Regions from separate parts of the Homo sapiens genome. Here region 1 is linked to region 2. A link is an interaction called in ENCODE POLR2A ChIA-PET data of the cell type or tissue named here. Cell type or tissue: Panc1. All regions are shown on one strand.

Region 1 (2,500 bases), 420 kb before region 2:
CTCCTCCAAGAGACAGTTAGAGAGGCTGTTCCTTAGAAGGGCATCCTAAGAGACTTACGTGTGTACTGTGCAGTGGAGTTGGGGTCCCCCCAGACGTGGTCCACTTCTGGAGAGATGGTGATGTTATATAAGGTGCCCGGAATCAGGCCCTGGAGAGTAATCGCTTTGTCATACGTGCTTGTGTGGTTAGAGCCATGCTTGGACTCTATGACTAAATGGTAGACATACTCGGAAGCACCGTCAGGGCTCTTCCAGTCCAGCCACATCTCCGTGGTGGTGACGTAGACCACGTGGATGTCAAACACTGCACTGGGAACTGCTCAGAAGAAAGGAAGGAGAAGGGAAAACTGTTACTATCATGACGCCCAGCTTCCTCTCCAAGTGCTGTCGAGAGGACCTGCTCTTTTGCCATTACGCTTTCTAATGAGTTCACAAAAGGCACACTCCAAAATCGAGCTGAGAAATGCACACACTCAGTGCTCTCAAGAATTTCAGCTCTTCTGTGACGCACATGAACTTCCCAGTTTATCTTACCAGTTCTCCAGTTTTTTGTTGTTGTCTTAAAAATGAGCCCTTAGGCTGGGTGCAATGGCTCATGCCTGTAATCCCAACATTTTGGGAAGCCGAGATGGATCACTTGAGGTCAGAGGTTCGAGACTAGCCTGGCCAACATGGTGAAAACCCATCTCTACTAAAAATACAAAAATTAGTTGGGTGTGGTGGTACACGCCTGTAATCCCAGCTACTCGGGAGGCTGGGGCACAAGAGTCGCTTGAACCCAGAAGGCAGAGGTTGCAGTGAGCCGATATCACACCACTGCACTCCAGCCTGGGCGACAGAATGAGGCTCTGTCTCAAAAAAAAAAAAAAAAAAAAAAAGGCCAGGCGCGGTGGATCACGCCTGTAATCCCAGCACTTTGGGCAGCCAAGGCAGGCGGATCACCTGAAGTCGGGAGTTTGAGACCAGCCTGACCAGCATGGAGAAACCCCGTCTCTATCAAAAAAAGTACAAAATTAGCCGGGCGTGGTGGTGCATGCCTGTAGTCCCAGCTACTTGGGAGGCTGAGGCAGGAGAATCACTTGAACCCGGAAGGCAGAGGTTGCAGTGAGCCAAGATCGCGCCATCGCACTCCAGCCTGGGCAACAAGAGCGAAACTCCATCTCAAAAAAAAAAAAAAAAAAAAAGCCCTTCAAGGGGTCATCTGAAGTGGAAATCACATTCAGTTTTTTTATATGGGTGCTGGTAACAAGATGTGTTCAGTTTGTAAAAGTTCATGAAGCTATGTGCTGAGGATACATCCCTTTTCGGTATGTATATTATATCTCAATAAAGAGGTTTTTTTGTTTTGTTGTGTTTTTTAAATCAGTCACTCAGAAGGAAACATCTTCCCGTGACACAGCCTTACATACCAAAGAGGAAAACTGAAATGGAGAGCTGACCTTTACTAAGTTGCAGCATTTGAGGACGGATGAGGAAGGGAAGAAAACAGGCACACCCTGCACCTTCAGAGCAGAGTCAGAAATGGAATCTCCCACAGGAGCCCATCCTCCGATCATCTCCCGCTGCCCACTCAGCCACCTGCACCAGGGATGCCTACATAGAGGCCCGGAAGTAACCGCGGAGGCTGGGCCTATTTTCTACCGCGGCTTTCAACCCTGTCTCTCTTTACCTGGCAACAAACGTCACCTCCAGGGAGAGGAAATGGGCAGGTAGGGGACAAAAAAGGGAAATGCTTTCACTGCAAACACCTTGTCCAAAAAACAAAAAAAATTGTGCCATGTTTACGTACTATCTACTCCAAAATTAATTTTTTTTTTAATTTTAAGTGGATTCTCCTTACAGAGAAGCCACTGGGAGGAGCCTTTGTTTCCTACCAGCAGATTCCTGATGTCAAAGGGATTCCACAGACAAAAGCCCATGAAAGGCAGCCTTTGTCTATAAACATAAAAACCTAGAAACAACCTAAATATTCAATAACATGGGGAGGGCTGTGGGCACTGTGATCTGGCTGCATGATGAAATACTCTTTAGCCACTAAAAATATGAAGGCCATGCTAACTATAGGGGAAAGTTGTGGTATAGACTGAGTAAAAAGAAATTCAAATACAAAATAAAAGTATTTGTATAATAATTACAGTATACAAGCAAAATGTATGACTGTGGACACAGAGAGAAAAGGAATTCAGTTGGGTTAGAAAAATAGAGATATTTGTTCCTTTTCATTTTTATTGTGGTAAAACATACATACCATAATATTTATCATCTTAACCATTTGTCAGTGTACAATTCGGTATCATCAATATTCACAATGTTGTGTAACTATCACCACTACCTGTACCCAAAACACTGTCATTATCCCCAGCATAAACTGTAGCCATTAAACAATAATGCCCACTCCCTCCTCTGAACAGCCCCTGGTAACCTCTATTCTAATTTCTGTAGAATATTAAGTTGCCTAATCTAGGTACTCATGTAAGTGGAATCATCCAGTATTTGTCCT
Region 2 (2,500 bases):
AAGTGCAATTCAGAAGGCAGCTCTGCATTCTACCTTGCTTGACTGGAATTGTCTGAAGCTTTTTCTGGCCTCTTTTCTCTAGTCGGCCACCCCTGAAGTGCTGAGGTCTAAGTGGTTTACCTCGTGCTGATAGATGGCCACACTCTTTAGAGTAGTTCTCATAAGTTCTAGAACTGGTAGCTCGGTCGTTTCGCACACTAGGTGGCATACAGGCAGCAGCAGGTGTTCATATCCTTGATTTTGAGAATTTCCCCTCAAGTATGTGGCAGTAAATACAACAAGACACTCTATGTATTAATGTCTCCATTGTCTTAACCCTGTTCCAAAACAAAATTCACCTCCTTTCTTTATGTGAATGTATTCTCCATAAAATTCCAGTATTTAAAAAGCAGTTTACTGTTCTGTACTTTCTGTTGTATCACAATCAGGTAAAAGTCACTTTAAACTGAGGAAACGGCAAATTGTGTTTTAAAGCTCTTTGTATTTCTCCAGTTTCTGACCTTGTAAATTTGTATATATGCACTAATAAAGCTTTTTTTATAATCCTGATGGGTTATCCTTTTGCTCGTCAACTCCTGTTATTCTGATTATGTAACCAGGACTTGTTTTTTTTTCTAAGCATATACAATGCAAGGTGCAAACATTTAACAACAGCTTTCAAGAAAATGAGCAGGAGATCTTTAATGGGGAGTGGTGGGGCCAGTTTAGACAAACAGGCTTCTAGTCCCAGATGGTGCTGTGTGATCAAAGTTTTGGGGTCTAATATTATCTATAATATCTAGATTGGTTAATAGCCATATTAGATAATATTTTACCTACTTAATTCCTGGCAATGATGTAATATGGTTAACATTTCAGAAAAAAAGGTGCTTTATAGCTTTTTTCCCCCCACTGATAAAAGTAACAGATACGGTTATATTCATATATAGTTAACCAAAGACACGTGTTTGAATTTTATTGTAGTATATTTATTTTTTTGTTGTTGGTTTTTTGTTTTTTTTTTTTCTGGAGACAGAATTTCGCTCTTGTTGCTCAGGCTGGAGTGCAATGGCACGATCTCGGCTCACCGCAACCTCCGCCTCCCAGGTTCAAGTGATTCTCCTGCCTCAGCCTCCCGAGTAGCTGGGATTACAGGCATGCGCCACCACACCCAGCTAATTTTGTATTTTTAGTAGAGATGGGGTTTTTCCATGTTGGTCAGGCTAGTCTCCAACTCTCGACCTCCCAAAGTTCTGGGATTACAGGCGAGAGCCACCGCGCCTGGCCTGGAGTAAATTTCTATGCATATAATTGATTTTTTTAAACCTAATCAAAATGTGTGATTTGAATTTGTTAGCTCTGTTTCTTAAGATTTGCAGTGTAGAAGGTAATTTTTCCTTTCTAGCTGTGCAGTGGAGAGAATGTTAAGGTGAAAGGAGAGAAGCAGCAGCTCTCTTAGAGCAAATTATGCATAACAGTTATCTAAAGCCAACAGCAAACCAGCTTGGAAGTATGTTGAAGGCTACTGGCATCGTACTCATCAATGCGGTTTCGATTCCGAGGCTGGGGCTGTGATGTATGAGGGGAAGAAAGCCGCTGCCCGCCATACATGTTGCAGACCTTCCCGGGGTCCCCGCTCCCTCCTTGGGGGCGAGGCCTAGCTCCCCGGAAGCGCCCGACCGCCCCGCCCTTTCTCCGCTTCCTGCTTTCGGTTGCTAGACTACCCGGGCCCTCACAGAAGGCGGTGGCGGGCGGGTGCAGCGAGTTTGTCCCCTTGCCCGCACACTGCTTGGCCTCTGTACTTAAGTGCGGTGGCCGCCTGCCTCGCTGGAGCTTCTCTGCCGCAGCCATCCGTGCTGCTTGGGACGGGCCGGGGCGCGAAGGCGGTCGCATCCATCGCTCTGCCCTCCTGGGAAGTTTCTGCTCTCCTTCCCCGCTCCTACCCTTAGGAAACCCCCTCACCACCTGCCCCAGACCAGGTTCCTCTGAACCCTAAATTCAATCTTTAGGGCCCACTTTCCCAACCCCCTGACCTTTTTCCATCGGCACCTACCGAGACGACTTCGTCGCGTGCTCCCATACCCATTTCTTTCACTTTCCTGTGGCGAGCATCTCCTTTCTCAGGGAAAGGGAAGCATGGGGCCAGCACCTTGGGAAGAAGAAGCGGGAAGATACGCTGCCCTCCCTGTCTCAGATGCACCTCTGGCCTCGGCGTGACCACCTTGTTTAGCTGAGGAGAAGCTGGGTTGGCAGGGTTTTCTGAAGTCAAGAGGGAGCTGGGGGGCGCCCGGGGAGGTATTGGCAGTTTTTTCACTTGTCCTCTTGTGGCTTTGTAGCTTCTCTTGTGTAATCAGCTGCCTATTTGGAAATTGGGCAGGGTTTGCGACTGGATGCTAATGTCACTGACTAGTTTTCAGCCTACCATCCAGAAGTAACATGTTCCCAGCTTTGGAAACGCACCTAAAGCAGGTCGGTACACAACACGGAAAGCCACAGAAATTTCTTCGGGGAACTCCATTTC

What was found. Peaks named below come from ENCODE experiments on the same cell type or tissue, not always from the same donor. Only the 100,000 strongest peaks of a DNase experiment are listed, where the experiment ranks them.
Region 1: POLR2A ChIA-PET joins it to region 2 with 9 read pairs; 4 of 35 experiments call an interaction of 5 or more read pairs at or near these places.

What each region holds. Positions count from the first base shown.
Region 1 is chr11:48,133,855-48,136,354 of GRCh38, reverse strand. PTPRJ (protein tyrosine phosphatase receptor type J) reads right to left here. Exons shown (of 25, transcript NM_002843.4): 9 at 59-316. Among named protein-coding and RNA genes, the nearest start is that of MIR3161, 38 kb to the right of the region's middle. In Panc1, no CTCF peak of the experiment used is centred here; no DNase peak of the experiment used is centred here.
Region 2 is chr11:47,714,566-47,717,065 of GRCh38, reverse strand. AGBL2 (AGBL carboxypeptidase 2) reads left to right here and starts at 1,697. Exons shown (of 19, transcript NM_024783.4): 1 at 1,697-1,891; 2 at 2,316-2,448. The coding sequence starts at 2,416. FNBP4 (formin binding protein 4) reads left to right here. Exons shown (of 17, transcript NM_015308.5): 17 at 1-572. RefSeq lists an enhancer at 1,960-2,019. In Panc1, no CTCF peak of the experiment used is centred here; a DNase peak (open chromatin) is centred at 1,420; H3K4me3 peaks cover 1,302 bases; H3K27ac peaks cover 1,289 bases.